Linked DNA regions of Homo sapiens: all the other regions are linked to region 3. A link is a loop called in an ENCODE intact Hi-C map of the cell type or tissue named here. Cell type or tissue: sigmoid colon. All regions are shown on one strand.

Region 1 (8,000 bases), 89 kb before region 3:
GAGCTGTTGTTAGTAAGGAGCTCTGCAACCAGATTGCCTGGGCTTGAATCCCAGCTCTGAGATTGGTTGTGATACCTACCTCACCTTTGAAATGGGGATCATGATAGGATTGTTGTGCAGATGGGATGCATGAATGTGTGCCCTGCACTTGTGATGGCATTGCCCTTAGAGAACTCCATTGTAGCACAGCCATCGGTGCCTCTGAGCCTGCCAACCATCTTGCCTTGGGACTCTTTGATTCCCACTTTACAGTTGAGGAAATAGGCTCAGAGAAGCTTAATATATCTTCAGATCTGGGTCTGTCTCAGGGTTCTCTCTTCAAAGCACTGGTGGTCCCCCACAGTGGCCCTGTCTCCCCAGCAAGTTAGGGAGTGACTGCCAGGGGACTGCTCCATCAGTCCTGTGCCCACCAGGCATAGTCTGTAGACAGCATTTTTTTTTTTGAGATGGAGTTTCATTCTTGTTGCCCAGGCTGGAGTGCAATGGCATGATCTTGTCTCACGGCAACCTCCGCGTCCCGGGTTCAAGCGATTCTCTTCTTCAGCCTCCCAAGTAGCTGGGATTACAGGCATGTACCACCACGCTGGGCTAATTTTGTGTTTTTAGTAGAGACAGGGTTTCTCCATCTTGGTCAGGCTGGTCTTGAATTCCCAACCTCAGGTGATCCACTGGCCTTGGCCTCCCAAAGTGCTGGGATTAGAGGCATGAGCCACCACGCCTGGCCTGTAGACAGATTTTTTAATGCCTCCGTACACACACATACACACACACATTAGACATTTATATGTTACTGAAATGGGAGAGTTCCCTGGACCCCTTCGAGGTACTTGGGACAGGGGTGTGGCTGGTTTGCTTAAACCACTTACAGGAGGGGGAGCATGCAGGTGAGCAAGTACAGGGGCCGAGGCGAGCACTTTTGGGCTCTGGCCCCACAGCAGTGTCTAGGGTTGTTACAATGCTCTTTTAGCCCTCCTGTCTGAGGACGGCTTAAGTGTTAAACGGCTTAAGAGTCAGTGTGACAGCCTTTTTGGGTTCAGCATCCCGAATTATCTGGCGTCCAGGAAGAATCAGGTCACATGGACTTGAAGGATGGTGAATGCGGGATTTTATTGAGTGATGGAGGTGGCTCTCAGCAGGATGGGGAGCTGGAGATGGGATGGAGTGGGAAGGTGATCTTTTCCTGGAGTTTGGCCATTCTGCAGCCGATCTCCTCTTCAACTGCCCCCAGCTCAACTCCTCTCGACTTCCTCTCTTCTCTCCTCTGCCACTCTTCTGCTCCTGGATTCTGGGGTTTGGGGTTTTATATGGGCACAGGATGATGGGGGACATGGTGGGCTGAAAGGCAACATTTGGGTGCGAAAACAGGAATGCTTGTTCTCATTTAGGGCCTTGGGTCCAGGCTTGAGGGTGGGGCTCTCACCAGGGACCCTGCCCTTCTGCCTCGTGTTTGTATCATTACTATATATAAATGATGCTGTGATTATGATTAACAAAATACCAGTTTACTTTAAAACTTGAATTTACAGTAGCCTTTTGTCATCTGGAGTTTCTAAATCATTGAATGTGAAAAATACTATTATTTAGGGATCTAGCAACCTTATTGATCTTTAAAAGGCTTAAGTTCAGAAAAAGTTTATTGTTGCCCTTTTCTTGCTCTGTGTTTTGGTGTCTGCCCTTCTGTCTGTCTGGCATCTGTGCGAGTCATGCGTCAGGGCATGTTGGGGAGATGGAGGCCAGTGTGGCTGGGTTGAGTTATAAACTGGAAGCAAGGTTGGGAGCCCAGAATCCAAACCAGGTTCAGACTGGGAGAATATCTGAAATCCCTGCAGCAGCAAAGAAGGTTCCTATATTCACGGTCCCTGAAGGAATTTTGCTGGGTCCCCAGGTTCTCTGGGAGCATTGATGTGTCTCACTCTCATGGTACCAAAGACTTTCTGTTTTTATTCATCAACTTCCTGTATTTCCTTCTGCTCCCTCCTTAACCTGGGGTTGGCTCTAGTTTCAAAGTTAATTCTCAAATCCAAACCTCAGACTTAAAGGCTGGTAACTGCCCTTGGATATGTTTGGGGCTGGCTCCTGAGAAACCTCTTTTCCAGGAAAGCTCTGGCCTGTTAGATTTTGCTCTGTAATTTTACTGCCTTGCTCACCTAACGGTGGTCACTGGTGTTCTGAGACACGTGGGTGGAACTCAGCAATGTTTCTTCACTTGTATTTTTGTTTGTTTGTTTTTTGAGACAGAGTCTTGCCCTGTCGCCCAGGCTGGGGTGCAGTGGTGTGATCTCAGCTCACTGCATCCTCCACCTCACGGGTTCAGATGATTCTCCTGCCTCACTCTGCCTCCCGAGTGAAGTAATAGCTGGGACCACAGGCATGCGCCACCATGCCTGGCTAATTTTTGTTGACCTGTATTTGGATCTTATATTTACATGAGAATTTCATGCAAATAGATTCTTTCCCCCTAGAAATGGACTCAGACATTTTTGCATGCAATTCAATGTATTCATAAATCCCCATTCATTTTTATTTATTTATTTATTATTTATTGTTTTTTTTTTTGAGACGGAGTCTCGCTGTCGCCCAGGCTGGAGTGCAGTGGCGCCATCTCAGCTCACTGCAACCTCTGCCTCCCGGGTTCAAGCGATTCTCCTGCCTCAGCCTCCCAGGTAGCTGGGACTACAGGCGCCTGCCACCACGCCTGGCTAATTTTTTCTATTTTTAGTAGAGACAGGGTTTTACCATGTTAGCCAGGATGGTCTCAATCTCCTGACCTTGTGATCTGCCCGCCTCTGCCTCCCAAAGTCCTGGGATAACAGGCGTGAGCCACTGTGCCTGGCCAAATCCCCATTTATGTATTCAGCAAATTTTTGAACGCCTGCCATGTGCTAGGCACGGTTCTAGGCACTGGAGTTACAACAGGAACAACGTAGTCCATGATCTTACATTCTGGTCAGAGGAGGCAGAGCGTGATTAAACACCCCCAGCCTGGTGTGGAGGGAAGGCCAGCCTCAGTGGGCGGGAGGGTCCAAGCCTCATCCCCTCCTGCCAGGGCTCTGCTTGTTGCCAAACCTCCCAGCCCCCTTCTAGCCTTCACTTCCCTGAACTGGTTTCTGACTTCACAATCGTTATCAGAATTATTTTTAAAAAATTTAATGTTTATTGAGGCTCATTTTGTGCCAGGTGTCCTATTTTTCCTTGCGTGATTACACTTATTCTCATGACAACTTTGTTTTGCAAGTGAGAAAGCTGGGCCTAGGCCTCATACCTAGGAAATGTGATGTGTGGTTTTGATCAGCATGCAGCTTGAGGCTGTAGAACTCAGTAAGCCAGGCCTGAGGACACCATCAGAAATACCAACAAAAAATTCAGTGTGTCCATTTTGGCCTGGACCGTCTCTATTCTCTGCTTTTTTTCCCCCTGATTGAGACAGGGCCTCACTCTGTCACCCAGGCTGGAGTGTAGTGGTGTGATTGTGGCCCACTGCAGCCTCCAACTCCAGGGCTTAATGATCCTCTCACCTCACCCTCCCAAATTACAAGTGTGTACCATCATACCTGGCCAATTTTTTTTTTTTTTTTTTTTTGCGGCAGAGTCTTGCTCTGTCACCCAGGCTGGAGTGCAGTGGCTCGATCTTGGCTCACTGCAACCTTTGCTGCCTGGGTTCAGGCGATTCTCCTGCCTCAGCCTTCCCAGTAGCTGGGATTACGGGCGTGTGCCACCATGCCCAGCTAATTTTTGTATTTTTAGTAGTGATGGGGTTTCAGCATCTTGGCCAGGCTGGTCTTGAATTCCTGACCTTGTGATCCACCCATCTTGGCCTCCCAAAGTGCTAGGATTACAGGCGTGAGCCACCGCGTCCAGTGTCATACCTGGCTAATTTTATTATTTTTTTTTTGAGACGGAGTCTCGCTCTGTCGCCCAGCCTGGAGTGCAGTGGTGCAATCTCGGCTCATTGCAAGCTCCGCTTCCCAGGTTCAAGCCATTCTCCTACCTCAGCCTCCCAAGTAGCTGGGACTACAGGCGCCCACCACCACGCCCAGCTAATTTTTTGTATTTTTAGTAGAAATGAGGTTTCACCGTGTTAGCCAGGATGGTCTTGATCTCCTGACCTTGTGATCCGCCCACTTCGGCCTCCCAAAGTGCTGGGATTACAGACGTGAGCCACCACGCCCAGCCAATACCTGGCTAATTTTTAAATTTTTCTGGAGACTGGGGAAGGGGGCAGGTCTCACTGTGTTGCCCAGGCTGGTCTTGAACTCCTGGCTTCAAGTGATCCTCCTGTCCCGGCTTCCCAGAGCGCTGGGATTACAGGTGTGGGTCACTGTGCCTGGCCACTGTTTCTTTTAACAATCAAATTGCCTTTCTCAAGGAGGAAAACATGGGTGGAATGTGCTTTAAGGCCTCTGTCTGGTGGACATTATAGGCACTTGAAGTTACCAAATCTGTATATTTACTGTTGGCAAAATTGCATGATCCCATCCTTATTTCCAAATAATTGCCGCGTGAATGACATTGGAAATGCACATTTAGTTCTTGACTGAGTAGTTGTATACACACTCTGGTTTTTCCACACCAGACACTTGCTCTCTTGCTGTGACTTTTAAGGTCCTGCCCAATGGACAGAGTAACTTCCTGAAAAGTTGCTTTAAAAACCTTGTCTCCTCAGTGGACGGAGGGTGCAATGAAACAACATTTGTCATCCTGACTCAGTCCCAACCAAGCAGAACCTTTATTGTGACTGGAGGTTTGCAAGCTGCCGTCCTCCTGGCACCAAAAGCAGCCTGTTCTTTAAATATTTGCATTGAATAACTTTGTAGCTCTGCTTCCTTCTAAGGCTTGCCACACTTCATGTCAGAAGCAGAGCTCCTCCTCTGGAGTTATTGTGAAACATGACTGAATGCCAGGGTGCAGTTTCTCTGCAGTCAGCTCACTTTATAGAGGAAGAACTCGGCTGCTTCAGCTCAATGTGAGTTAAACGTTGCAGTGTCCAGTCTTGCTTCCTGGCAGTTGGGGCCCGGAGCAGCCCCGAGGCGGGGAGGGGGGACATTGTCCCCTTTGACTATGTGATTGTTGGAAGCAGGGTCCTGAGAGGGAGTCCAGGAGGCAGCCTAAATGGAATTTCCAGTCTAAACGGGCAAGGCACAGTTGCGGGAGTCCTGGTGTAAAGTCCAGTGAGACAGAGACTGGGGCTTGGGGTGGGATGGGGATTGCTGACAAGAGAGAAGGATCTCTGGGCCAGGGAAGAGGCAGCTGCATTCGCTGGCTGCGAGGCTGTGGCTCTAGGTGTGGATATGCTAGGGTGCTCCCCGCAGCCCCCAGACCTTTCATATGTCAGCATTCCCGTAGGTGGGGCATGTGGGACCCCTGCCCGGGGCCCTTTTTCCAGTGTGACTGTCCCTATAGGGTGAGGAATCTGAGGTATCAAGAAGTGGTATCTCCCTAAAACTTGTGCCTCTCCCTTTAGGCCATGCACAGGGACAGAGACCCTGGAATTCCCTGCCCCAGTAACCCCCAGACCCCTTACATGGCCTGCATGGGCCGCCTCCCTGGCGTGTCCTGCTGAGGGTAGGCTGTGCACTGTGTGCACGTGCCTCCAGCCAAAGGTGGCTGAATGGTGGCCATGGGCAGGGTATGTGTGGACAGAGCTTGGGTGTGCAGGCTGGGGTGTCCCCATAAGCACGCCCGAGGGTCTTTGTGGCGCAGGACACGGCTCTGGATTCATGTGTGTGCCTGGTTTCTTGAATGGTAAAGTTCATGCTTATTTTCTGGGTGTGTTTGGGGTTGTCCCTCCCTATCTGACACATGGGGCTTGGGACCATGCCTGGAGCCCCAGTTGCATGGGGAGGTGGGGTTAAGAGCAGGCCTGTCCCCCTGCTCAGCCCTTCTTACCACCAAACCAGCCACACTTGAGCAGGAGCGCACTGCACTGTCATTTTACCCAAAGTTTCCCTCTAGGGCTTTGCTGATGACATCTCTTGGCTTTTGTTAGCATTCTGGCGCAATATCAGAAGGATTCCAGTCTACATCGTGGTCTTCTTGAGAGCTCATATTTGATTTCGGCTTTAGCTCACTGGACTTTAGCCTGGAGGAATCCCACTGAAGAGTTTTTAATGTTGACTTATGGAACTTGTCCCAGCAGCAAACCACAGATACTGTGGCTTGGGGGTGAGCAGCTCTTGTGGAAACAAGGCACTTCCCTTCTTCAGCTGCATAGGAGTGCTTCAGGAACCTTTTGGGCCACATTCTTCTTGTGATTTCTTGACTTGTGGGAGGGCAGGGAAGTGATGTCTGGGTCCCACAGCGCACATGGCTGTCCCTGGTGCCGCCCTTCCAGGAGGAACTGCCAGGTCGGATGTGGAGATGAACCCGGAGAGTGTCCTTCGGCTCTGGTCGGCCTTCAGGGGCATTCCTGCCAGTCTCAGAAGATGACAGTCTGCAATCGTGTTATCATCAACGTGGAAAAAATAAGGGCAATGCAGTTTTCATGTGTGTAAGGTTAGCAGCTGCCCTTTCTTGGGAAGGGCTCTTTCTGTATAAAATTTTGACCATTGTATCTTTTACATTTTAAAATGTCCTATCTTTCCATGTTGATGAAAAGAGCTGGTAGTTTCTAAAGGATATTCTTACTTGGCAAAATAAGAAGTAAGCAGTCTTATGTTATTCTGCCTTCAAATTTGAAACAGTTTTATTGAGTTATAATGAACAGGCGATAAGTTTTGGCATATGAATACACTGTTAAGCCATCATTGCAAAGAAGATAGTGAGAAGTCCACCCTCTGAGGGTTCCTCTTGCCACTTGGGGTCCCTCTGCCCCCACTTCTTCCAGGCCACCACTGCTCTACTCTTTGCCACTGTAGAATCATTTGCATTTTCTAAAATTTTATGTAAATGGAATCATACAGTATGTATTCTATGTATTCTTCTTCTTCCTTTTTTTTTTTTGAGATGGAGTCTTGTTCTGTTGCTAGGCTGGAGTGCAGTGGTGCAATCTCGACTCACTGCAACCTCCGCCTCCCGGGTTGAAGTGATTCTCCTGCTTCCCAGCTCCCAGCTCCCGAGTAGCTGGGACTATAAGTGCATGCTGCCATGCCCGGCCAATTTTTTTGTATTTTTAGTAGAGACGGGGCTTCACTGTGTTGCCCAGGCTGGTCTCAAACTCCTGAGCTCGGGCAATCTGCCCGCCTCAGCCTCCCAGAGTGCTAGGATTACAGGTGTGAGCCACCACTTCCGGCCAGTATATATTCTTTTTACAGTATGTGTTATTTTTAGTCTGGCTTCTTTCACTCAGTAAAATTACTTTGAGATTGTTGTAGCATTTATCAGTTAGTTTCATTTTTTAAAAAATCCAATGCATGGGCATGCTACAATTTGTTCATTCACCTATTGACAGACGTTTGGGCTGTTTCCACTTGGTGTAATCACAAATGAAGATGCTATGTCGTGAAAAGATGTTACAGAAAAATAAGGTGCTATTAACATTTGTGTGCCAGTCTCTGTGGGGACATCTGCTTTCTTTTTATCAAAAATTTAATGGAGACAGAGTCTCCCTATGTTGCCAAGACTGATCTTGAACTCCTGGGCTCAAATGATCCTCCTGCCTCAGTCTTCTAAAGTGTTGGGATTACAGGTGTGAACCACTGCACTTGGCCAACATCTGCTTCCACTTCCCTGGGGTAAATACCTAGAGTGGAATGGCTAGGTGCTTTGGTGGTTTAGGTGGTTAGGCTAGGTTTGGTGGCTAGGGTACGTTTAACATGTCCAGACACTGCCAAACTTTTCCAAAGTGCTTTGCGCGCATCACCAGCACTGGGTTCTAGTTCCCCCACATCCTCACCAACACTTGGTACATGTAGTCTTTTTAATTTTTGCCATTCTGGTAGGTTTAATTTGCATTTCCCTAGTGATTATCTCTTTAAATCACTTGCCTGTTGAAAAAGCTGAGTTGTTTTATTAACTTAGTTTTGAAATTTTTAAAATATATTTTGGATACAATTCCTTGATCA
Region 2 (8,000 bases), 130 kb before region 3:
TAATAACTCATGAGTTACAGTGCTGTTCTTAGGAAGGGTCTTTTTTTTTTTTTTTTTTTTTGAGGTGGAGTTTCACTCTTGACACCCAGGCTGGAGTGCAATGGCACAATCTAGGCTCACTGCAACCTCCACCTCCTGGGTTCAGGCGATTCTCATGGCTCAGCCTCCCAAAGAGGTGGGCTTACAGGCGCCTGCCACCACGCCCAACTAATTTTTGTATTTTTAGTGGAGACGGGGTTTCACCATGTTGGCCAGGCTGGTCTCGAACTCCTGACCTCAGGTGATCCTCCCGCCTCCGCCTCCCAAAGTGCTGAAATTACAGGCGTGAGCCACTGCGCCCGGCCAGGAAGGGCCTTTTACTCATGGTCGTATTAACACGTATTTGCTGAAGTTTCACTCGCTGTCTTGAGTTTATCTTTAAAGCTTGCCACCTGTTTTTGTTGCAATGCTAGTAACAGGAGTTTGTTCTCCCAAATGGCACCAAGGGTATGTCCTTCAGATAAGGGTCTTAACTGACTTGCCCAGGCTCTCTCAGTGCCCATGCATGGACGTGTGTCAAGTGTACATGCCATATTGTGTGTGTGTATATGAGTACATATATTTAATGATGTTTCACTGCCAATTAGGGAAAAATAGGTCTTTTCAACACAAATGGTACTTGGCTGGACTCCAAATAAACTACAATTGGTGGGCTTTTCAGCCATTCCTTCTTCGTGATCTTATTGGTATGTGTGTTGTGTGTGTTCCCTGGTGTTTAAGTTTTGTTTTGTTTTGTTTTGTTTTTGAGACAGAGTCTCGCTCTGTCGCCCAGCAGGCTGGAGTGCAGTGGCGCAACCTCAGCTCACTGCAATCTCTGCCTCCCGGGTTGAAGTGATTCTCGTGCCTCAGCTTCCCAAGTAGCTGGGATTACAGGTGTACACCACCATGCCCGGCTAATTTTTGTATTTTTAGTAGAGATGGGGCTTCACCATGTTGGCTAGGCTGGTCTCAAACTCCCAGCCTTAGGTGATCCGCCTGCCTCAGCCTTCCAGAGTGCTGGGAATACAGGTGTGAGCCACTGCGCCCAGCCGTGGGGTTTAGTTTTAATGTGTTTGCTGTTGATGGCGGGTGTGGGATGGAGATCCCCGAGTCAGACTTGGCCTTGTGGCCTGGCTCTGCTGTTTATTAGCTGTTTCCCAAGCCTGTCCCTGGGGTCGTTGCACCTTTGTTTCCCACTGTATAAAATGGGGAGTTCTGTGGCCGGGCGCAGTGGCTCATGCCTGTAATCCCAGCACTTTGGGAGGCCGAGGAGGGTGGATCATCTGAGGTCAGGAGTTCGAGACCAGCTTGGCCAACATGGTGAAACCTCATCTCTACTAAAAATACAAAAATTAGCCTGGAGGCTGAGGCAGGAGAATCGCTTGAACCCAGGAGGCGGAGGTTGCGGAGAGCCGAGATGGCGCCATTACACTCAAGCCTGGGCAATAAGAGCGAAACTCCGTCTCAAAAAAAAAAAGGGGGGGAGTTCTGTTTGCCTCAGAAACAACCAGTACCACCGCACAGGGACCCTGCCCGCACGCCTTGCTGGCTCTGGCGAGCCCTCTTACCTCCCAGGAGGGGGTGTCCTCTGCACAGCTGGCGGCTCCACCTCGGCTCCTACACGCAGAAGTGAAAGACACCCCGTTAACTGTTCCCAGCTCTTCCACCGGTTTTTACAACCCGGTTCTCAGTTACATTGTGTTGTTTTTGCCTCCCTCTGGGAGAAGGGTGGAGTCCCTGGTTGGGAACGTTGGCCTCTGAGGCTCCGGGGCCACGCAGTCCTAATGGAAGAGTCACACCAAGTGGTTAGTTTGCTGGTGACCCAGTTGCTAGGTGAGAGTGAGGCTCTGCTAAGTGGATTTATGTCATATAGTGACTGTCTCATTAATGATTTAGTGATGTCATGTTCTGGGCAGATGTTTCCTCTGAGCACTTCCAGGACACGGGTGGGAAGGGTGCGGTGTTGGCAGCAGGCCTCGGGAGGCTGTCGGGCCAGGAACAGCCCCATTCAGCGCTAGGCTGGGGCTAAGCAGTGAGCCCTGCTGGGAGCTGTCCGGGAGCCGTTGCTGTTTTCTTGTCAGCCCCCACACACTTGATGGGGTGGGTCCCAGGCCAGAGGGTTGCATCCTGTGGTCGTTTTCACCAAGTTTGATAGGCTTGGTTTTCCCAATATAAACCCATCCTCGACTGGGCACAGTAGCTCACGCCTGTAGTCCCAGCACTTTGGGAGGCTGAGGTGGGTGGATCACCTGAGGTCAGGAGTTTGAGACCAGCCTGGCCAACAAGGTGAAACCCCGTCTCTACTAAAAATACAAACATTAGCTGGGCTTGGTGGTTCATGCCTGTAATCCCACCTACTTGGGAGGCTGAGGCGGAAGAATCACTTGAACCCAGGAGGCGGAGGTTGCAGTGAGCCGAGATCGCACCATTGCACTCCAGCCTGGACAACTGAGCAAGACTCCATCTCAAACAAAAGAAAACCACCATCCTTCACCTCCTTTGCACACGGGCTGCTCCCCGGGTATTAGTGAGGGCCTGGTGACAACCTTCTCACTGTCTCCCTTCTCCTCCTCCGCCTCCCACCTGGGCTGCCATGGAGACCCCATCAGTCTGGACCCGCATCTGGTTGCGCTCCACCAGCTGCTAGGACTTTCCTCACAGGGGGCCATTTCCCCTCCACACAGTGGTTCTTCAGGGTGCTCCATAAAGCCTCCTATGCTTGCCACCCATTGGCCTGTTGGCTCACACTGCCACACACCATGTCCACCAGTGCCAAACACACGCAGCTCCTCTCTGAGTGCCCCCAGGGGCCAGCGCACTCTCCACCCTCCCCTCTGGAGCCATTCCCAGCTGTGCTGCGGCCGCCTGGCCCTCTCCCCGCAGCAGCCCTGCAGCCCCTGTGGTCTGGGGAGGCCAAGGTCTCCTGCAGGGCCCTGCCTGCTGGTAACGGCACAGCGACTGGGGCTGCTCAGCGACTGGGCACCCTCAGGCTGTTTGTGTGTCCCCTAATGTGAACTGTGCCCCAGTGGAGGGCCCTGGGGCACGTGAGGACCCTTTGTGAGCAGGTGGGAGCACATCCACTTTTGATTCCAGTCTCTCATTGTGGAAGACGAGGGATTTTGATCTTCACTGATTTGCCCCAGCCTGAACCATATTAGATCTCACATCCTGTGAACAATGGCGGCCTCCTGCTTTTGTCCTGAGAAGCATTCGGAGCGCTCCTCCAGTGACAGATGCAAACCCACCTTGCTTATGCTCCTGCCCGGCCGCTGGCGCTCTGTCAGCAGGAACAAGTCTAGGGGCCCATGGCGTTCCCTCAGGCCCAGGCCCACCCTGCCTGCCACTTGGCCAACATTCCCCCACAATTCCAGTTTAACTCACCTAATCTCCCCTCCCCTTCCCACCCCTCCCCTCCCCCCTCCCCTCCCCCCTTTCTTTCCTTTTTTTTTTTTTTTTTTTTTTTTTTTAGACAGAGTCTCACTCTGTTGCCCAGGCTAGTGGCACAATCTCGGCTCACAGCAACCTTTGCCTCCTGGGTTCAAGTCATTCTCATGCCTCAACCTCCCAAGAAGTAGCTGGGATTACAGGCATGCGCCACCATGCCCGGCTAGTTTTGTTTTGTTTTGTTTTGAGACGGAGTCTCACTCTGACACCCAGGCTGGAGTGCAGTGGCGTGAGCTCAGCTCACTGCAAGCTCCGCCTCCCAGGTTCATGCCATTCTCCTGCCTCAGCCTCCCGAGTAGCTGGGACTACAGGCGCCCGCCACCACGCCCGGCTAATTTTTTGTATTTTTAGTAGAGACGGGGTTTCTCTACTAAACATGTCTACATCCTGACGTGTTAGCCAGGATAGTCTTGATCTCCTGACCTTGTGATCCGCCTGCCTCAGCCTCCCAAAGTGCCGGGATTACAGGCATCAGCCACCGTGCCTGGCCTAGTTTTGTATTTTTAGTAGAGATGGGGTTTCACTATGTTGGCCAGGCTGGTCTTGAACTCCAGACCTCAAGTGATCCGCCAGCCTCCATCTCCCAAAGTGCTGGGATTACAGGCATGAGCTACCGTGCCCGGCTTCCAGCCAAATGTTTTTGAGTGATGGCATCAGTGTTCTTAGAGATGTGCCTCTCTAAGGATGACGGAGCTGGTGAGAGGCTAGAGGGAGATCTGGCAGTGCAGGCCACAATGTGAACTCAGGCGGTGCCCTAGGGACGGGAGGAGGGGAGTTGTGCACAGGGAGCCTGCACACCGGGTGGAAGGGGATCTGCAGAGACGAGCAGTTCTCAGTGGCCCAGTAGGGGGCGTGTGTTAAACGGGGTTTGAGCCCTGAATGTAGAAGGAGGTAAACTGCAAAGCTGCAGTAACAAACGTGCTTTTCAGAAGCTGTTCAGAAAGGCCACGCTACTCATGGTTATGAATAATGCTGCCTCGAGGCCATGGCTGAATAGCAAGAACGTCACCAGGCAGCTTCCCTTCCTGCATCTTGTACTGGTTAAAATGAAATCAGAACTTTTTGTTTTTTTGGGACGGAGTCTTGCTCTGTTGCCCAGGCTGGAGTGCAATGGCGTAATCTTGGTTCACTGCAACCTCCACCTCCCAGGTTCCAGTGATTCTCCTGTCTCAGCTGGGATTACAGGCGCCCGCCACCATGCCCAGCTAATTTTTGTATTTTTAGTAGAGATGGGGTTTCACCATCTTGGCCAGGCTGGTCTTGAACTCCTGACCTGGTGGTCCACCCACCTTGGCCTCCCAAAGTGCTGGGATTACAGGCGTGAGCCACCACGTCCAGCCTGATAGCTCTTTTTTTTTTGAGACAGGGTCTGGCTCTGTCATCCAGGCTGGAGCGCAGTGGTATGATCACAGCTCACTGCAGCCTTGACCTCCTGGGGTGATCCTCCCACCTCAGCCTCCCAAGCAGCTGGGATTACAGGTGCATGCTACCACACCCTGCTGATTTTTATTTATTTTATTTTATTTTGTTTTTTGAAACAGAGTCTCATTCTGTCACCCAGGCTGGAGTGCAGTGGTGTGGTCTCGGCTCACTGCAACTTCTGCCTTCTGGGTTCAGTCGATTCTCCCACCTCAGCCTCCTAAGTAGTTGAGATTACAGGCACATGCCACCACGTGCGGCTAACTTTTGTATTTTTAGTAGTGACAGGGTTTCACTATGTTGGCCAGGCTGGTCTCAAACTCCTGACCTTGTGCTCCACCTGCCTCGGCCTCCCAGGGTGCTGGGATTACAGGCATGAGCCACCGTGCCTGGCTGCTAATTTTTTATTTTTTTGTAGCGACAGGGTCTCACCATGTTACCCAGGCTGGTCTTGAACTCTTGGCCTCAAGCAATTGGCCTGCCTTGGCCTCCCAAAGTGCTGGGATTACAAACGTGAACCACTGCTCCCCTGAAGTAGTATCTCATTATGGTTTTGATTTGCATTTTTTCTGACAGCTGATGATGTTGAGTATCTTTTCATGTGCTTATTGGCCATTCGTATGCCTTCCTGGGAGAAACTGTTTTGATTTATTTATTTATTTTTTTCTTGAGACAGGGTCTTACTCCATCACCTAGGCTGGAGTGCAGTGGCACAATCACAGCTCCCTACAGCCTCAACCTCCCAGGCTCAGGCGATCCTCCCACTTCAGCCTCCTGAGCAGCTAGAACTACAGGCATGTGCCACCATGCCCAGCTAATTTTTTGTATTTTTTGTAGAGATGGGGTTTTGCCATGTTGCCCAGGCTGGTTTCAAACTCCTGGGCACGGCTGGGTGCGGTGGCTCACGCCTGTAATCCCAGCACTTTGGGAGGCCGAGGCAGATGGATCATGAAATCAAGACCATCCTGGCTAACACGGTGAAACCCCGTCTCTACTAAAAATACAAAAAATTAGCCGGGTATGGTGGCAGGCGCCTGTAGTCCCAGCTACTTGGGAGGCTGAGGCAGGAGAATGGTGTGAACCCGGGAGGCAGAGCTTGCAGTGAGCTGAGATCACGCCACTGCACTCCAGCCTGGGTGACAGAGCGAGACTCCATCTCAAAAAAAAAAAAAAAAAAGAAAAACTCCTGGGCTCACATGATCCGCCCACCTTGGCCCCCCAAAGGATTACAGGCAGGGGCCACTATGCCCAGCCGCATTTTTAAAGGGGTGATTTTTGTACTGCTCATAGGAAATCATGACTCCTCTCTAATTCTGTGGTAGAAGGCATCATTGCCTCTTCTATAAAGCCTTTCCTGGTGACTCTAGTCTCCAATGGTCTCTCCTTTCTCTTACATTTTATTATTATTTTAAAAAATATTAGAGATGGGGGTCTTGTTATGTTGCATAGGGTGGTCTGGAACTCCTGGGCTCCAGGGATCCTCCCATCTCAGCCTCCTGAAGTGCTGGGATTACAGGCATGAGTCACCACGCCCAGCCTCTCTTGCATTTTAAAGCATAAATCAGATTCTATCAGAGCCCTAATGCCCTCCAAAAGCCTCCCCTGGAACATAAATAAAATCAAGTTCCTCGCCTCTCTGGCCTCCCCCTCCACCCCCTCCCTTCTGCCCTTGCTGGTTTTGCTGGAGACACAGCAATCTTCAAGCGTCATGCCCCTCCCTGCCTCAGGGCCTTTGCATGGCAGGCCCCTCTACTAGAATTCTCCTCCCCCATCTCTGCAGGCCTGGCTCTTTTCATCACTTGGAGCAGCCTATCCTGTCTGCCACCTTCCCAGAGAGGCTCTCCTTTTTTTTTTTTTTGAGACTGAGTCTCATTCTGTCACCCAGGCTGGAGTGCAGTGACATGATCTTGGCTCACTGCAACCTCTGCCTGCCGGGTTCAAGCAATTCTCCTGTTTCAGCCTCCTGAGTAGCTGGGATTACAGGCACTCACCACCATGCCTGACTAATTTTAGTATTTCTAGTAGAAACGGGGTTTTACCATGTTGGTCAGGCTGGTCTCGAACTCCTGACCTCAGGTGCTCCACCTGCCCTCAGCCTCCCAAAGTGCTGGGATTACAGGCGTGAGCCACCATGCCCGGTCCCAGAGAGGCTCTCCTGGTGATCCCTCTAGCCCCACTTTATTACCACCTTCTTCCGTTTTCTCCAAAGCACTCATATCCCTGAGATGATCCGGGTCAGGCATGTGCCTCTGTGCTTTCTCCCCGGCACAGCCTCCAGCTCCGCGTGCCTCTGCCTGGCCCCAGCCTGACACATGCGTGCAGCACTGATACGTGATGGCCGAACGACTGTGGGAACCAGGCCGTCTACTCATTTGGGATGGTCCTTGTCCTCCTGCTGTGTCGCTCTTATTGCCTGGGTCTTTGCTATCCACCCCCAGGCTGAGATAAGGAGGAACTGGAGGGCAAGGGCCGAGATCTGTCCTCCACTCCCAGGCAACGCTGGTCATTTGTCGAAGCATTTATGGACAATGTCAGAGCAGCAAAAATGGAGGGAGAGCAGCAGGCGGGCGAGGGATGATTGGGAAATCAAAGACATTTAGTCTTAAGAGGGATGATTTAGGTGTAACACAAAGGAGTTCAGGGACTGTTAGGTGATGAGGGGCAATTCGTGATGTGCATGTGTTTCTGGGGGCCGAGGTGAGGAGCAGAGCACAGAAGGAATGGGTGAGGGGCGCTGTTTCCACAGAGGGAGGGAGTGCTGGAGACAGGGAAGCCCCTTTGGCCTTTTGGGGTCTTTCCAGCACAGCCGCAGAAATCACACTCAGACAGGTGTAGGTGAAGGGCTCAATTACACTCACGGGCCCCAGAGAGGAAGGCCAGCCCCCATGTAGGGGGCTGGATGGGAGGAGCCCACAGGGAGCAGGCCCACCTAGCAGGTTCGGGGCCAAGAGAGCTTGAGGGCCTGAGGACCCACAGGCAAGTGCCTTTCCTGGGGGGTCAGGGCGGGGGGCACTAGCCAGAGACGTGAGCAGATCTCACTGGTGTGTTTCAAAGTGACTGGGTGACCCTCAGGGGAAGGCTGGAAGGGAACCTGGAGCAGGGACCAGGCTTATTCCACG
Region 3 (8,000 bases):
GCCCTCTTCCTGATTGGATTATTTTTGTTTTTTTGTGGAGGCGGAGGGTGTTGTTCCTGAGTCCCACTTACTTTTCCTTCCTGCTAGTTAATGGAAAGTCCATCTTTTTTTTTTTTTTTTTTTTAACAGTTGAGGTCTCGAGAGCGCAGGCTGGAGTTCAGTGGCACCATCATGGCTCACTGAAGCCTTGATCTCCTGGGCTCAAGCCATCCTCCCACCTCAGCCTACTGAGTAGCTGAGACTATAGGAAGTCAATTTTTGGTCTAATTTTGTCCCTGTGGCAAAACCCCTGGAGCTTTCTTGGCCTTCATGGAAAGAGGCTTTGCATGGCCGGGCGCAGTGGCTCATGTCTGTAACCCCAGCACTTTGGGAGGCCGAGGCGGGTGGATCTTGAGGTCAGGAGTTCAAGACCAGCCTGGCCAACATGGTGAAACCCCATCTCTACTAAAAATACAAAAAATTAGCTGGGCGTGGTGGTGGGCACCTGTAACCCCAGCTATTTGGGAGGCTGAGGCAGGAGAATGGCATGAACCCGGGAGGCGGAGCTTGCAGTGAGCCGAGACAGCGCCACTGCACTCCAGCCTGGGTGACAGAGCAAGACTCCGTCTCAAAAAAAAAAAAATTATGTGTTAACTGAGTACCTGTAGTGTGCTAGGCAAGGGATGTGACAGACTGAGTTCCTGCCCTCCAGAAGCTGGCTTCTGCCACAGCAGAAATAAATGTGGAAAGGCACAGAGCATGCAGGTCCTCTCTGCTGCCACCCCTCGGCTGGTGGCATCCTTCTGGAGGGGTGAGGGGGGCACCCAGCTCAAATTTCAGCAGCCGGAGAGGCACATCTGCCTGAGAAATATTTCACTTAAGACAGCAAGAGTGACAGGAGCAGTGACAGCCAAACAGGTCGCCAGCCACATCTCACAGCATGGCAGGAGGTTGGCCGTGAAACTAGATGAAGCAGGACCAGCAGTTACACGACGTGGTTTGGAGGTGCCCCTGGAATAGTGCTAGAATTCAGGACTGCCTTTGCCCCCGCTTGCAGGTACAGGTTCACAGTAATCAGGTCCCGCTGGCTGGCCCCCCCAGAGAGGCTGTGGCCTCATTAGTGCAGGAGCGCTTATGGAGCTGGCAGCAGCTGTGAGAGCCTTCCTGTGAGCTCTCCAGCCTTTAGAAGTGCAGGCCCTTGTTCTCAACACTGAACCAAAACTATAGATAGAAACCTTTCCAGTTATGGGGAGCCTCTTTTTTGTAACTGTAGTGACATTGCTGGCTGGCACCAATCATTCCCTGCCTTGAGCTTGGTGGTGGTGCAGACAGGACAAGCACACTCAAAAGGCCCTTCCTTGTGAGGGATAGGCCAGGAGAGGCAATGGGGACAGGTGAAGACATTGCTTTGGAGCCAGGAGGTCTGGGTTTGACTGCTGACCTGATCACTTACTTCTGTGTATGGCTTTGGGCAAGTTACTGATTTTTCTTTGCCTTCATTTCCCAATCTATAAGATGGGGGTAATAACGGTACCCATATCCTAGTATTGTGAGGGTTAAAAGAATGAATAAACGTTAAGTGTTTTAGGGCATCAGGGCAAGGCTGGTGGGGGCCCTTCCCTCTGACACGGGAGCTGAGGGAGTCGGTGTGCACAGTCAATGTCTGTTCCTGCGGTGCCCTTGGCGACATTGTCTTCATTACCCACTTGGTGGCAGAAACTGCTGGGAAAATTATGTAGCTAAATATAGTGCTATTACAGAATTCTTCAGCTGCTTGTTAAAAAACATTCAGGTGAACGTTGCCAGTGTATATTGTCAGCATATATTAAATCAACTAGCTTTAACAAGTCCAGTAATTAAGCTCTTATGCTCCCTGTTAAATTCTCAACTGCAATAATGTCAGTAGACAAGAACATCTCCTTTTGCCTGAAAATGCTCAGGCGGGCTCTGCTCAGCTTGTGATGCTGTCCCTGAAATTACTCTCCAGCTGGTATCAACTCCGCAGTGCTGTGGTCGTCCGCCTTCTCCATGACGGATGTTCGTTGAGTGGCGGAGTGACTGCTCAGTGATGGCCTGCTGGGATCTGAGAGACTCAGGTGCACACTGCCAACTGCACATCTTCCCAGGCAGGTAGCAAGTTCCTCTTTCCCATGGAAGGACACTTTTCCAAAGAAAGCCTTGTGGTCTTGAGGTGGAAAAGTTTTTTGTGTTTAATTTTACTCCTTCCCACCAAAAGATACTAACTGGAATATGTCATTCCAGAGCCATCTTCTGTGTGGCCCTGTCCTCCAGGAGCCTTTGGCTGTGACATTTGGAGGAATAAGGTAGACACTAGGCAGGTCATCATGCCAGGTGCCGTAGGATTTGCTAGGTTTGCCCAGGGGGAAGGGCAGGAAAGGCAGCATGGGGTAGTGGACGTTGCTGCACTTGGATGCTTGCTGGACGAATGAAGGAACCCATACTGACCTGTGGGAGGAGAGGTTACCCACAGGGACATGATACTGAATAGAGCTATTTAATGCATATTCGGAAGGAGTACCTCCTGCATTCCCCCAACCCTGTAGATATAGGGGAAAAATAAAAAGAGGAAGAGGGGAGAGGGGATCCAGTTCCCACAAAGAAGATGCTTATGGAGTATGAGAGCAGGAGGGACCACCCCCAGCTCTGCCTCTCAGTAACATGGTCTGCTGGGCAGAGTCAGCAGAGGAGGCCTGTGGCTGAGTAGGGTTGGGCCAAGAATTGGGAACAAGTAGAAGGGATGGCATTCCAGGTTGGAACCAAGTCTGGAGCCTGAATGAGTGTGGTCTTACAGAGTGCTGAGGACCTTGACCTTTTTGGAGCTAAGGGCCAGTTTTGGAGCAAAATGGGAAGTCGTGTGGGATTACAGTGGCGGGGGCCAAGTGGAGGCAGTTCCCCAGGTGGGTCGCTCCCTCAGCAAGTCAGAGCCTGGTCTGGCCCGCCCACAGGCTTCACGGCAGGGCATGGGGCAGCTTGGCTACTTCTGGCAAGTTTTCCTGACTTGTTGCAGGAGCCCAGGGGCCCTCCTCCTGCCTTTCCACTTCTGGGCACTGCTTCCAGGCCTTCTCTTTGGTTCTGGGAGCTGGTGTCCAAAGGGCCTGGGCTGTGAGCCTTGGGGCTTTTCACGTGTCACCAGTGCTTCCTGGCCTCCCTTACCTTCATTCAGTAGGCTCTGGGAACAGGATGGCAGGTCTGTCCCTAGCAGGGCTGAGAGCCGCTGCCTGCATCTCTGAAGGCTCCTTGGGGGCCAGGCTAGGAGGGCAGACGCCACTTATTTTAGGAACTGGAGCCTGAGTCTGCCTCAACAAAAGCTCCCCGGAGGCGGGATTTCTGCACAGCTGTCAGCTGTCTGTGCATTTAGAGCTCAGATCTTCTGGATGAACCCAGGCTGAGTCTGACCTCTGTGCACTATCTTGTGGGTACAAAGAGCCCCTGAGAAGAGTATTTGGGGAGATGAAGAGAACATAAGTATCTTGTGTCAAATATTCTGGGAATGTTAGCCCTGAAGAGTTGGCACGTGACTCTCAACATTTACCGTTCCCTGCCAGGAAGGCGCTCCCTGTAGGTTGTTGCAACTTGCTCTGAGTCGGGCTGGTTTCTCTCAGACTCTAGCACTGCAGGACAGCTCATCACGTGAGAACACCTTCATATTCATCATCCATGTGGAGTGATACTTTCCCCATCCTTCCATACCAATTCTATAGGACACATATTTAGAAGCTGCCATGACCCGGGCCCTGGGCTAAGTCCTGGGCACCCCATATGAGAGCCCAGCCTCGGGCCTCCTAGAGCCAGCGTTGTATGGAGAGCAGTTAGGAGGCGGCAGAGCAGTGCCCTGAGCGCAAGCACGAAGCGAGCGAATGTCAATACCACCTCATGCTCAGCAGCAGTGACTGGCTCTGTCTGCTGCCCAGCCGCCTCCACGCACGCCGACCCCAACGGACTTTTCCGTGTGATGGCCTGCCTGTGTCAGCCTTGCAGGAGCACTGTGCCCACATCCATGGGCTCCTCGGGACAGGGTGCGCATCAGCTTAATTATCACCCCACCGTGCTCACATATGGCTCCTAGAAGGTTAGTGGCCCACATTAGTTTCACTAAAGTTTCTAAAAATTACCATTAATTATTTCTTTTCACTGAACTAGTATCTGCTGAACCATGAGCAAGGATTAAGGCATCAACTCCTCAGTCTCCACCCCACTGCCAGATAGCCCATCTAGAAAAGCAGATTGGATGGCTCCCTGCCCTGCTGGGAAGCTTCAGTTTTCTGCATCACCTTCAAAATAGAAGCATACTCTTTAGCATGGCCAAGACACGAGCATGTGTTGACAGCCAGCTGGACTCCCTGGCTCTTCCTGAGAAGCTCTGCCCTGGGCTCCAGCCAAGCTGAGCCACCCCAGGCTCCCATCCACAAAGATCTGTGACCCTGCCTGGTGTGGCTTGGAGGATTCTTTCCTCCATCCAGACTTCCATCTCCTTCCTAGGGAGCTGCTCTGGGAAAGGAAGAGCCTTCCCTGACTGCTCCGGGCGGGCTTGGGCAGTCTTCCTCTGTGCTCTCCAGCATTTCCTAGGCTGTAACATGGCATTGCTCATTTCCTACTTCCAGGATGGTTGTAAGAATTACAGAGAACACCCACAAAGAGGCTAAAATTGTGTGTGGTACTTTTTTTCTCTTTTGGCAAAAACTCTTTTTCCTACCCCGATGTTACACACAAAATGTAGACATGGTGTATATTGCGTAATCTTCGTTTAAGGTTCTTATGCTTATTTTGGGGAGAGTTGTGTTTCTGATGGTATTTGGCTGTTCTGGGATTTCTGAACAGGCTGCTGCAGCCTGCTCTTCAGAGCACTGTATACCTACCTTTTTCAGGAATGAGTTATATTCATGTGAATTCCTTCTAAGCCAGTGAGAAAATAGTTTTCCTAAGATCCTGCCCTTCTTTGGTGGGTGACCCTCCCCCTGAGCTATAGTGGACATTTCCATTGTGGTTCAGATAGACTTTGTCGTCCTATGGGGCAGATCAGGGCCCTCGACGTGTGGGCTGCCTTTGTCTTGGCCATGTTTGGCTGACCCTGAATCTCGTGACTCTTCAGAATTACGTGTTTTTAAATGGGTGGTTTTCACAGTTTAGAATACACAACCTAAGCAATGCTTGGACGCTTATGAAAACAGACGTCAACATTGGACAGACTTTGACGTTGAGATTAGAGCAGAAAGCAGCCTTTGCTGCCCAATCTCTACCCAGTAATGGAGGTTTTTCTCATGATGTGATGGGTTTTAACCAAGCTGTCCTTTGTCCCCCTTGGTCAGTCAGTCAGGCTCATGCCTGGCCTGAGCTTGGGGCTGGGACACAGAGGTGAGTGTGACAGGGACAGTCCCTTGTCCTCTTGGAGCTCACAGGCCAGCAGCAGCACAAGACAGTTCCACAAGTGACTGCCATTTCCCTTGGACAGTTTTCAGCACTGCTGCCATCCCTGTCCATGGCCACTGTCCCCTAGCTTGGCAGGTGTTGCTTGGCTGGTGTTGCCAGGGCCTGGTGCCATGCACAGCACATGGGAGGGACTTACATACTTGAAGGAGTGGGTGGCGGTGGGTGGTCAGGTAGATATGACTGAAGGTCTCACAGGAGCCTCTCCTGCTGTGTTCCAGCAGCTGCAGAATTGGCCTGGTTCCCACAGGCGGCTTCCTGCTTTTAGGGCAAACAGGGCAGGGACCAGCCCTGGCCAGCACCAATCCCTTTTACCCATCCACCCACCAGGAGCACTGCAGGGAGCCAGCCGGGCAGTTTATTTTGGCTGGCTGCTGCAGGCCGTCGAATCTGTCATTTTTGTTTTCAGCTCTTTCATGCCCTTTGGTGTATGACATCTACAACATTGTCTTCGGCCTGCGTGCTCAGCCATTCCCGATACTGGGAAAAATCAAATTCCACTTTCAGTGGAGGAAAAGAAAGCAGAATTTGGGGTGCACCGTCGCAGGTCAGGCTCAGCCAGCAGTGATGGCCTGCTGCTGTTCTGTGATGGGCTGCCCAGGCCAGGGACAGCACTTGCTGGTAGTTGGGCACTGGGCCAGCGGCACCAATGAGCCTGTTGACACCCAGAGTTTATTTTGTCTGAGGTCACAGGACACCTGCATGGCAAGGCCAAGTCTAAATGACTCCCGAGCCCGAGTGGTCTCTGAGCGTCCTCTCTACACTTACCGTTTCTGCAGCCACACGCGGGAGCATCGCACACGCGGAGACAGGAAAAGGTGGATGAATGAGGTCACCTTTCCTTCTGTTGTGCAGACAGACCTGTCTTCCCCCCGTGTGAATGCCATCATTCTGAATGCAGAGAAAGAGTTCTTTGGTTTTTGCGTTGAGGGAATTTAGCACTTCGGGGTTTTGTGCTGTCAAGAAGCTTGTCTTCTGAAGATAAAATTTTTTAAATTTTTTTTGTGCATTTCTGTAGATGAAGATAAAATTTTATTTTCTTATTTGATCTCAGTGATGTCAGAATAACTTTTTAAAACTGTTTAAGAGACACATTTTTCCTTTCTATTCAGTAACAAATCTCCTTTCATTTTAGAGCCGGTGGGGTCCGTAGTGCTCATTAGACTGTGGTGGGCTTAGCTCCATGGAGACATTTGTGGATAAACGATTGTTTGAGCTGGGCACAGTGCAGGGGGGCGGAGCTGGGGTGCCCAGGCACAGAGATGGGGAGAGGAGCCCACATTCCACTAGTGGGGACTGGTAGGGTAACAGGAGTCATAAAGTAAACCAGGATTCGGGTGCAGGGGGCTAGGGCCAGGGTGGAGGTAGACTGGAGTGCAGTATGGGGGGGCTGTGGAAGCACCAAACTGGGAAGAGGAGGGAACGGAAGGAGGTGGGGAGGCTTCCTGGAAGAATTGATCCTCCAGCTTTTCCCAGCTGGCGTTTCCCCACTAGATCATCGGCTTTGGACCTTAGGGGTCGAGCCAGTTTTGGATGTCTCTCACACTCCCTGTCAGTCAGGGGGTGCCTTGGGAATTCTGCCAAAAGCCTCAGGTCTTCAGCGAGCTTAGGGACCGGGCAGGTGATCTCGCCATGGCAGCTCTTCCAGCAAGGTGATGCCTGCATCAGTGGGGGCGCCTCCCTGAGGAGTGAGGGAGAGCAAAAACGGCAGCCACATACCAAATTCCTGCCACTTGCTGGGTGCTCGGCTGAAGGCAAGTGAGCAGTGCATGTCTTCCCAGAGACCCAGGGCTCCAGGATGGGAGATGGCACACAGGGCGGCATATGCTGTGCATGTGAACGCCATGTAGGGTGTCGCGGGGCCTTCTCGACATCTGTGTAACACGCACCAAGGGAGCAGAGCATGGGGAGCCTGGCCGACGGCCTTGAGGAAGAGTTAGTTCAACACAGCTTTGCGTAAACACATCCTTTCTTTCTATGTTGTCTATCTTATGTGTTCTGCCTTTGGAGTTAGGATCTGAAAATTGCAATTTCTGGGTTTCTGTGTCATCTATTTTTTATTTTGTCATTTTGAACATTTCAGTTAAAGATTCGTAACTCAGTGTGTCTTTATGATTGTTGAAATCTGGGATTCATGCTTTTAAATGATCAAACGGCAAGGGGTGCTTTCAGGGTAGTGAGCTCCATTTTCTTCACCTTCGTACTTGAGGATACAGGTTTCAGGAACAGAGGATACGGCCAGTCAGTGTTGGGAGCAAGAACTGAAAACCCCAAGTTGAGACAGAATTGAGGCCCCGAGGAAAGGACAGGACTAGTGCTGGGTCAGAATCGAGTCTGGATTGTAGATCAGACTCAAGGCGATTCTGAATCTCTAACCCTCTTGGGCCCTGCAAGGTAAATAGCATCACCTCATTTGCAGATGGCGAGCCCCAGTGAGGTTAGGTGTTAGTCTGAGCTTGTGGTTCAAGGCAGCACCGAAGTGTGGAACTCCCAGGGCCTACATTCCAGGGCTGAGACAAGTTGGGAGCCCAGTGGTGGATGAGCTGGTGGGAAGTTTGGGGACCAGGACGAGTGGA

The links. A loop is a pair of places that touch in the nucleus more often than their neighbours do. Peaks named below come from ENCODE experiments on the same cell type or tissue, not always from the same donor. Only the 100,000 strongest peaks of a DNase experiment are listed, where the experiment ranks them.
Region 1: it touches region 3 in a loop (1.9-fold over the local background); 4 of 110 quality-filtered maps call a loop at or near these places.
Region 2: a loop joins it to region 3, with 2.7 times the contacts of the local background. A loop is called at or near these places in 3 of 110 quality-filtered maps.

What each region holds. Positions count from the first base shown.
Region 1 is chr22:42,992,112-43,000,111 of GRCh38, reverse strand. All of the region lies in intron 1 of PACSIN2 (protein kinase C and casein kinase substrate in neurons 2), which reads left to right. Among named protein-coding and RNA genes, the nearest start is that of PACSIN2, 19 kb to the left of the region's middle. RefSeq lists a silencer at 6,962-7,082. In sigmoid colon, no CTCF peak of the experiment used is centred here; DNase peaks (open chromatin) are centred at 2,901, 4,851, 5,181, 5,581 and 3 weaker places; H3K4me3 peaks cover 2,691 bases; H3K27ac peaks cover 3,736 bases.
Region 2 is chr22:43,030,356-43,038,355 of GRCh38, reverse strand. No RefSeq gene overlaps it. Among named protein-coding and RNA genes, the nearest start is that of TTLL1-AS1, 4.2 kb to the left of the region's middle. RefSeq lists an enhancer at 3,808-4,309. In sigmoid colon, CTCF peaks have their summits at 4,099 and 4,299 (motif pointing right); DNase peaks (open chromatin) are centred at 1,995 and 4,305.
Region 3 is chr22:42,903,532-42,911,531 of GRCh38, reverse strand. All of the region lies in intron 2 of PACSIN2 (protein kinase C and casein kinase substrate in neurons 2), which reads left to right. Among named protein-coding and RNA genes, the nearest start is that of ARFGAP3, 50 kb to the right of the region's middle. RefSeq lists enhancers at 4,931-5,606, 6,501-7,021. In sigmoid colon, no CTCF peak of the experiment used is centred here; DNase peaks (open chromatin) are centred at 4,381, 5,610 and 6,062; H3K27ac peaks cover 3,086 bases.